Regions from separate parts of the Homo sapiens genome. Here region 2 is linked to region 1. A link is an interaction called in ENCODE POLR2A ChIA-PET data of the cell type or tissue named here. Cell type or tissue: MCF 10A. All regions are shown on one strand.

The links. ChIA-PET counts read pairs that join two places held together with the same protein. Peaks named below come from ENCODE experiments on the same cell type or tissue, not always from the same donor. Only the 100,000 strongest peaks of a DNase experiment are listed, where the experiment ranks them.
Region 2: POLR2A ChIA-PET joins it to region 1 with 5 read pairs; 4 of 35 experiments call an interaction of 5 or more read pairs at or near these places.

What each region holds. Positions count from the first base shown.
Region 1 is chr4:82,812,060-82,817,059 of GRCh38, reverse strand. No RefSeq gene overlaps it. Among named protein-coding and RNA genes, the nearest start is that of SCD5, 16 kb to the right of the region's middle. In MCF 10A, no CTCF peak of the experiment used is centred here; no DNase peak of the experiment used is centred here.
Region 2 is chr4:82,742,444-82,747,443 of GRCh38, reverse strand. All of the region lies in intron 1 of SCD5 (stearoyl-CoA desaturase 5), which reads left to right. Among named protein-coding and RNA genes, the nearest start is that of MIR575, 8.5 kb to the left of the region's middle. In MCF 10A, no CTCF peak of the experiment used is centred here; DNase peaks (open chromatin) are centred at 2,063, 2,633 and 2,953.

The DNA.
Region 1 (5,000 bases):
TTGGAGTCTCAGGAATGGACTATCTAGACTTATAAATGGATATATTGTCACCTAGCTCATTGGTTTCCTATGCACTTGATAGTGTGAGTCACACGCCTGTAATCCCAGCACTTTGGGAGGCCAAGGCAGGTGGATCTCGAGGTCAGGAGTTCAAGACCAGCCTGGCCAAGATGGTGAAACCGCGTCTCTACTAAAAATACAAAAACATTAGCCGGAGTGGTGGCAGGCGCTTGTAATCCCAGCTACTCGGGAGGCTGAGGCAGAGAATTGCTTGAACCCAGGAGGCGGAGATTGCAGTGAGCCAAGATCGTGCCACTGCACTCCAGCCTGGGCAACAGAGCGAGACTCCGTCTCAAAAATAAATAAATAAATAAAAATAAAAAGATAGTGTGAGTCAGTTCCACTACTCGTTGAAGTGACAAAGTGACCCTCTGGATTTGACCCTGAACAGTAGTATCAGCCCAAGACCATCTGCAGAGTGGACTGGCTTCAAGTTTTTTTTTTTAATTAATCACCCTTATAGTTAGAATTTGTTTTGCAGTTGCATGTTTATCTTGACATGACAATGGCATATTTGGTGTCATTCTACCAAAAAAAAACTATTTTCCAAAAGATGAGAAACGAGTAGGTGGCAGTGGAGCCCTGGCCAACCCAAAGATTTATTTAAGAATATGAGTGTATAGGCCGGGCGCGGTGGCTCACGCCTGTAATCCCAGCACTTTGGGAAGCTGAGGCGGGCAGATCACGAGGTCAGGAGATCGAGACCATCTGACTAACATGGTGAAACCCCGCCTCTACTAAAAATACAAAAAATTAGCCGGGCGTGGTGGCAGGTGTCTGTAGTCCCAGCTACTCTGGAGGCTGAGGCAGGAGAATGGCGTGAACCTAGGAGGCGGAGCTTGCAGTGAGCAGAGATCGCGCCTCTGCACTGCAGTCTGGGCGACAGTGCAAGACTCCATCTCAAAGAAAAAAAAATGAGTATGAGTGTATAAAACTACCTGCCACTGGTAGCAGGGCACCTGCTCTCTCCTTTTTCATTACATTGTGATTTTTTTTTCCACTTGCAGCCATTTCTCTATGTGGCTTATAATCTTGGAAGAGTTTCATATAAATGAATGGAGGTGAGATGAGCCAAACTCAAATTGTTTTTGTCTCTGAAATATGAAGATAATAGGCAATTAGAGAAAGTTTTTCTTCAGAAAAGACAACTTTTAAGAAGTTTTCTTTTTTAAAAAATGGAAAAAAAAGTCAACTTGATTTTGTAAATAATTCTATTTTTAATGTTTTCAACGTGGATGGCATTAGAGTATATGCCTGCACAATTCAGGAACCTCTGTTTAAGGCTGTTCTTATATAAAGATTTCACGGATCATACAAGTCTTTGTTGTGACATTTTGGAAAGTTAGAGCTGTATTTTCTACCCTTGTCATTACTTCATATATAGTGGCCAGTAATGCTTTCTGAATGCCAGGTCTGTTCAATTTACTTTTTATGATGTGTGCTTTTTTTTTAAAACCTACTTAATTTTAAAACAAGGGAAGGAATGTGAGGAAAGCTGGTGGGTGAGGCCGGGTGTTGGCCAGGAACTGTATCAGAGTCTCTGGAGGTGGTGCTTTTTATATTACTTCTGGTCCTCTTCTCCCTTCTTTATACCACCCTTTGGGTTTGATGGGATGGATGTACCCTTAGGCTGCACTTGAGAATCATTATGTGTAATCAGAGATAGAGTCAGTGGAGGTAGTTGTTCATTGGAGCAGTGTGGGGCAGGAAAAAGTTGGGAACAGAACTGCTCTATACCCAACTGTTGAGAGTCCAGTGAACCTATATATTCTTTGGATTCAGAAAATTGTCATGTATCCTGGAGGACAGGAAGATGCCATAGGATCCCTGGCGACCAGATGTACTTTGATGGCTCATGCCTGTAATTGCAACATTTTGTGAGGCTGAGGCAGGAGGATTGCTTGAGCCCAGGAGTTCAAGACCAGCTTGTGCAACATAATGAGACCCCATCGCTACAAAATAAATTTTTTTAAATTAGCCAGTCATGGTGGCACATGCCTATAGTTCCAGCTACTCAAGAGGCTGAGGTGGGAGGATCACTTGAGCTCAGGAGGTTGAGGCTGCAATGAGCTGTGATCATGCCACTGCACTCCAGCCTGGATGACAGAGAGAAATCCTCTCTCAAAAGAAGTGGGGGAGGGAGGGATGACACGTTTTTGATAACCACTTAACACCTGACCATATTTGGATTCACCTAAGAGTGAATGTGAAGCCATTTGTTGACTCTTCTGCCACAGTGGAGACTTCATTTGGAATTGTCATGAAGTTTCAGCCAATAGTGTATGCATATGTATATATATACACACACACAAACATACAGATTCCCCCCCACCCCTTTGTTTTGTTCCACTGCTATGGTAGCAGCATCCTCAAGTATAACCTCTGATTAATCTGCAGGGGTGTTTATCACATGCTGAAGATGTCAGCATCTTCAAATTATTCTGTAAATAAGCATAAGAGGGACTGTGCACAGACACTTTTAACCATTTGATCTTATGGATAAATGTCCCAAATCTTTAAATAAATGTCCCAAATCTTTAAATAAATGTAGATTACAGAGAAAAAGCAAATTAGCTTTCACTTTTTCTGGTACATTGTTTAATCAGTTTTAACAGGCCTTTCCTGGTAGGTACTGCTGCTGATTGAAAGGATCTGCCATTTACTTGAGCTGGGCACTCAATTATGTATTTAAATCTCTCTCAATCTTCACATCAGCCCAGGGCACTACGTAATTCCAGTTGCTAAGCACAGCTGGAATCTGGATTCCAACCCAGGTCTCAGCCTAGTAAGCCTGTCTTTTTCCCACAAAAAGAGATTTTTTTTCCCCCCAAGGTAAAGATAACTGCTACTGTATAACAAAAACCTGAGTTTTGGTTTTGATTTTGCTCCCTTGCCCCACTTACCCATTAGTCTGCAGAGACCTGGCTTCTTCCACAAAAGAGGAATATACACATTATAGTGGGTAACATTTATTGAGCATGGTGTGTTGGCATCTTTTCAGGCAGGTGCTCTTCACATGGTGGGTAAGGTAACTCTTGTCAGCACAGAGCCTACATCTCCACTACTTGTGATATACAAAGGAAAGAGAGACCCTCTCACAATATCTATATATTGTTAGTAAAGACAACTCTGGCTTCATTTGGGTCTCATGCCCACTACCTGATCAAGGTCTGTGCCAGGGAGGTGGAGTACCAGAACTGGCTGGTCCGGATAGTATGCCCACCCTAGTGTGAGCCCAGTTAATTTTTTTTTTTTTTTTTTTTTTTTGTAGAGATGGAGTCTCGCTCTGTCACCCAGGCTGGAGTGCAGTGGCATGATCTTGGCTCACTGCAACCTCCACTTTCCGGGTTCAAGCAATTCTTCTGCCTCAGCCTCCCGAGTAGCTGGGACTACAGGCCCACACCGCCATGCCCGGCTAGTTTCTTTTCTATTTTAGTAGAGATGGGGTTTCACCCTGTTGCCCAGACTGGTCTCAAACTCCTGAGCTCAGGCAATCCACCCGCCTCGGCCTCCCAAAGTGCTAGGATTACAGGCATGAGCCACCACACTCAGCCGAGCCCAGTGATTTCAAACCCTACCAAGACCACATAGAGTGATTCCCCAAAGCAAAGGGTGCAGTGTAGAGAAAAAGAGGGAGAAAATGGCCAGAACAACGGCATACTTCTTGTAGATCACACCAGGGAAGAGTTACAGAACCAGCGTTCTAGACTGGAGGGAAGCCTTGGGTGGTAGTAGTAAAAAGCTATTAGGGAGCTCACTTTATCCCGACTGCTGGAAGTAGTGTCTTCATGACACCTGGGAGTCAAGGAACTGGGTTCTAGTGCCTTCTCTGCCACATACTGTTAGCCAAATCATGTCACCACCTTCTGCCTCTGTTTCCCCAACTGTAAAATGAGGGAATAGGACTAGATTTCTAACTTCACTTGCAGCTCTGAAAGTCTGTGATACATCCGCCTTTTCCACAATGTCTTTGTCTGTTACCTACAAGTCTTCAGGAGGGATAAAAATTTTGGTAAGTACCAAAGCTTTTAAGAAAGAGGACAGAAACAAGGCCGGGCGGGGTGGCTCACGCCTGTAATCCCAGTACTTTGGGAGGCCGAGGTGGGCGGATCACAAGGCCAGGAGTTCAAGACCAGCCTGGCCAATATGGTGAAACCCCATCTCTACTAAAAATATAAAAAGTTAGCTGCGTGTCGTGACACAGACCTGTAGTCCCAGCCACTTGGGAGGCTTAGGCAGGAGAATTACTTAAACCTGGGAGGCAGAGGTTGCAGTGAGCTGAGATCACACTACTGTATTCCAGCCTGGGCAACAGAGTGAGACTCCGTCTCAAAAAAAAAAAAAAAAAAAAAAAAAGGCAGAAACAACTGAGGCCTGTTTCTATTTCGATAACGTTTTTCCCCTTGTAGAGTTAATTTGATTTCCATTCTGGAGCAAAATCAATTCTGCACTTCCCCTGGTTGGAAATTAATGGGCAAGCATTAAAGAGAGAGTTTGTAATTTGAGGACTTGGGATAAACATTTGCTTGGCCTTGAAGTCCTCAAGTAGTGAGTCCTCCTCATTAAGGATATATATTTTCATGAAATTAACCTTTCTGCAAACCTGTTTCCCACATCAAGCTTAGGCTACATTTGAGTGATGGCTTAGGATACTCAAAATGAACCAGTTTTTCTTCTGGTGCTACAAATCTGGGTCACCCTTTTGACATTCCTGAACTCTATTTACAAATTCCCCCTCCCTGCTAGAGAACAGCAGGGGCCTTTGCCTTTTTAGAGCAGGCTGTGGTAATTGACACAGCAGGAAGAGAAAGAGGTCGTTGAAACGGAAACAATAACAGCAGCTAATGCTGAGAAATAAATAAGAACGTCTCTGCATTTATCTGCCCTTGGAAACCAAAATAACTATCCTAAAAGAAAACGGGTGGGTGTTGTGGAGGGAG
Region 2 (5,000 bases), 70 kb after region 1:
TTCTAAAACCTTTGTAGCAGTGGGTAAGAGAAAGGGATGAGCTTTGGAGCCAGGGAGTCTGTGTGAGCTCTGGCTCTAACATTTATTAACTGTGAGACTCAGGCAGGCTTTAACCTTCCCAAGTGCCAGTTTCCTCATTTGCATTTCTAATGAATATCATCTATCCCTCAGAGTGATTGTAATAAGCATGGTTATAAAGTGCTTAGCACAGTGCCTGGTACATAGTAGGTGCTCAATATACATATTTATAGTAATATTGAAATGGGGGAGTTCCCTTTCCCCCTCGCCAGGAGTGTGACAGGAGTGATGGACAGCAAGATGGATGGGGAGCCAGAAGCAGGGGATGGAGTGGGAAGGTCGTCTTTCTTGGGGGGCAGGTTGCCCAGACTTTTCTCTAACTGCCCCCCAACCGAACTCCCCTTGGTGCCTGTGTCATTCCACTGTTGCTGGTCTGTGGGTGTGTTCCCCGTTCCTCCTCTCCCCCTGACGCCCTTGTGTCTGCGTCCACTTAAGGTCTCGGGTTTATATGGCAACAGGATTGGGGGTGTGGTAGGCCAGAGGGGTCTTGGAAAATGCAACCCTTGAGTGTAAAAGTGGGAGTGCCTATTCTCGCTTGGGTCCATGGGCGCAGGACCAAGGGTGGAGCCCTTGCCAGGGACCCCGCTCTTCTCTACTCAGCACCTCCCTTGCTCTTTCCCGTATCAATGTTAGTTCTGCTTGGATATTGACTCTTTCCATTTACTCTATCATGTCTTCTTCAAATGTCTTCAAAACTTTTGGTCTCTTGCCTTTACCTTGTCAGTCACCTTTTGTTTGTCCAGACTTCTGTGGAATAGAGAAAAATATATGAAGGAAGGGCTTGTGGTATGGAATGCAATAATCAATTGGTACAGCTGATATGCTTCAAGAAATTAAGACAAGAACCTGATTGATCTGAAGAGAGAAAATTCAGGTTTAACTAGAGCATAAAAATATGTCATCGTGGTCTCAGATGAAAGCCAAAGAGAGAAAAAAGGGCAAAGTGTACATCAGACAATGAGAATTCTCTCCAGGAAAGACACATTTATGGAGTCTCATCTCATCAAAAACACTTTTCCTCTTAATTGGCTGAAAGCCACTCCTCAGCCTAAGAGAGCTCTAGCCTGGTCATCTGGGATGTCCTTTTGAGTATTTTCCTCTGGTTCCCATTTTCCTGCAATCTGGTATTGCTTCCATAGTTTTCTAATTCAGTGATAATGGAAACGATTCAGTCCCCCACTTTCTCTCCGGTACTGCTCAGCATGTGTGACTCCAGTTGCCATAGGATCTCAGTTCTGGTATTTTGGACTGTGGGTAACAGTTTCATAAAGCAATTTTTAAGAAAAATGAAAACTCATATAGCACTTATTGTGAGCCAGGCACTGCTCTATGCCCTTTATAGATATTAAGTCATTTAATTTTTAGAACAACCTAGTAGACAGGTACTATACTTTTTGCCATTTTGCAAACAAAGAAACTGAAGCATAGAGAGATTCAATAACTTGCCCAAGGTGATATGGCCAGTATTTGGCAAAGTGAGAATTTGACTCTACTTAGCCCGCATTTAGTGTCTAGCCTCTTAACCACCACTCTGTACTGCCTCTTACCTACCTCAGTGATATGCAGTATTATCTGATACTTTCCATTTGAGTCCATACTCCATACTTTTAATTTTAAAAATGGTATCTGGGTGTGATTCATGAAATGATCTCACCACTTTATAATGGGTACCAACACAAAGTTTAAAAATCATTGGGCAGGGGTGGGAGGAGAGAGGATTGGGAAGAATAGCTAATGGGTGCTGGTCTTAATACTTAGGTGATGATCTGTGCAGCAAACCACCATGGCACACATTTTAACTATGTAACAAACCTGCACATCCTGCACATGTACCCCTGAACTTAAAGTCGGGAAAAAACAAACAAACATTGGGTTAGACCCTCTCTGTTGTGAGATGGACACATCAGCCTGCCTTTGCCTGGTGCCTGAAACATTCCATTCATGTCTCTCCTTGTTCTGAGCCGTGCTCACCCAGCAAGTCACTGCTTAGGATTTGGCCTCCCGCTGAGGTCTGCCTGCAGGGAAATAATGTATTGGTTACGTGGACTTTTGAGTCTCCCCATGAATTAGAAAACCATCTCTCTGGTTTAGGCTGTGAGGCTAGATAATGTGAATCTGTCCCCAAGAAATGGGTTCTTGAGAAATGTAGTCACCGGATCAGACATCAGTGCCAGCGAGGCTGAGGACTGTGAGGACCTTGAAGATTTTTGTCAAGGTCCACCCTGTGACATCTTTTGTTGGATAGCTTGCAAGATTTCTTCCTGGGGTGGTGAATCCTAGCCCTGAGGACTGACTGTGGGAACATGATTTAAATGACTACAGCACTTAGCACTTTTTCCATAGCCAGAAATAGGGCTCAATACCCCTGTTTTTTCTCCCTGTCCTCATTTACTCACGTATCTTTCTACAGAAAAGAAAATGATGTTACTTTCCCACCTCAGCTTTATTATACTGCATGAATAAATGCAACACATCACCTCCAAATAATTGATTGAAATGCAATCCCTTTCCCTCTCGCTCCACCCAGTCTCTCTCCTAAGATGGTATCTAGTGGGGCCATGTCTTCATGCATTATGCATCTCTATGATTATGCAATAACTTCTCGAAGACTAGCAAGTGATACCTAAATTCTTCAAGCATGTTATTGATGCTAAATAATTAATTACATCTTTTATTTATAAAAATTTACTTGCTGGAAGTTCAGACATAAGTTCTGCCAACCCATCTTCTCTATTAGATTTCAACTTCCCGGCATGAAGTCTGAAAACTCACCTACAGATTTCAGTCTTTGAAAGCCCTTAGGCAGGCAGCCAGCATGAAGTTGGGCATTCCAGACAAGTGAGACTGGCTTTAAGCCAACAGATACCTGTACTGACCTCTTCCCACGGTCGTGGGGATACAGCTTGCCAAGGCCTTAAGTGCCTGGGGAAACCTATTTCCAACTTTAATGCATTAGTAACTGCTGTGTCCTAAATGATGAGCAGTTAGGGACTTTTTGTACCTGAGTAAATGTAATCAGGTGATTGGAGAAGTTGTTAAACCCTCCTAGTTTGTATGAGTGGGAGGATAATATAAGTAAAAAGAAATATGGGTAACCGTCTGGGGAACAGACTGCATGATCAAAACATTTTGTTTTGTCTTTTAAAACATATTTGGGAGAAATTGTAAACAGACAAAATAAATGTAACTATCATGGTCAACAAATACAATTATTGATGTAATCAAGAGATAACTTTTTTCAGCCAGGCGCCATGGCTCACACCTGTAATCCCAGCAATTTGGGAGGCTGAGGCAGGCGGATCTGTTGAGCTTAGAACTTTGAGACCAGCCTGGGCAACATGGAGAGACCCCATCTTTACTAAAAATAGAAAAATTATCCAGGTGTGGTGGTGCGTGCCTGTAGTCCCAGCTACTCAGGAGGCTGAAGTGGAAAGATGGCTTGAACCTGGGAGGGTTGCAGTGAGCCGAGATTGTGCCACTGCAACCCAGCGTGGGTCATAGAGCCAGACCTTGTCTCAACAGTGACAACAACAACAAAGAAGTTAGTGGCCGGGTGTGGTCATGCCTGTAATCTCAGCACTTTGGGAGACCAAGGCGGGGGGGATTGCTTGAGGCTAGGAGTTCAAGACTAGCCTGGGCAACATAGTGAGACCCTGTCTCTACATAAAAATTAAAAATTAGCCAGGCATGGTGGCACGTGCCTGTAGTCCCAGCTACTTGGGAGGCTGAGGTGGGAGGGTCGCTCAAGCCTGGGAGGTAGAAGTTGCGGTGAGCCCGTGATTGCACGACTGCACTCCAGCCTGGGTGGCATATCTAAAAAAAATTAAAAAATATATATATATAACTTTTTTCCTGTTGCCCTTTTATACTTTAATAGGCTGAAGTGCAGTGGCATAATCACAGTTCACTGCAGCCTTGACCTCCTGGGCTCAAGAGATCCTCCTGCCTCACCCTCCTGAGTAGCTGGGACTACAGGTATGAGCCACTATACCCCACTAATTTTTGTTTTTTATTTTTTGTAGATACGGGCATCTCACTGTGTTGCCCAGGCTGGTCTTGAATTCCTGACTTCAAGCAGTCCTCCCACCTCGGCCTCCCAAAGTGCTGGGATTGCAGGTGTGAGCCACTGAGCCTGGCTCAACTAATTTTTAGGAAATAGACTATCCTCCTGTCACTCTAAGTTACAAGCTCTGTCTCAATTCAGAAATTAGAATGACCAGCCCAAGCTGATAATCGAACCTTTGAACTTGATTTAATGTTTATCATCCCCTTTCTCATCTCAGGCCTGGATCCAACTGGGAGTCTCAGTGGAAAGGGCTGGGGGCTAGGTGGGAGCCTCTCTGTAGCTTCTCTCTGTCTACGCGTCTTTCTCTCCTTACACATTCTCAGTGTGCTAGCTAGTTTCTGAATCCCCAGGACTGGGTGGGTAATTGGGGAGTTAGGGATAAGGGAATTGGAAAGGTTGCTTTCCACTCCCTGAGCCTGGCCAGTGTTTGACATGTTGGACATTGTGGTGGGCTCTTCAGAGACCCGCATCATTGGTGAGCTCTCTCCTGTAATTGTCTGGACATATAAAGATGCATTGTTTTTTTGGAGACAGAATCTCACTGGAGTGCAGTGGCACAATCTCAGCTCACGGCAACCTCCACCTCTCAGGTTCAAGCGATTCTCATGCCTCAGCCACCTGAGTAGCTGGGATTACAGGCATGAGCCACCATGCCCAGCTAATTTTTGTATTTTTAGTAGAAACGGAGTTTTGCCATGTTGGCCAGGCTGGTCTTGAACTCCTGGCCTCAAGTGATCCACCCACCTCGGCCTCCCAAAGTGCTGGGATTACAGGTGTGAGGCACCATGCCCGGCCAGAAAGGTGCATCTTTATTTCAGGTGTTATCTGGGGATTTATTTATTCTAAGACCCCAGCA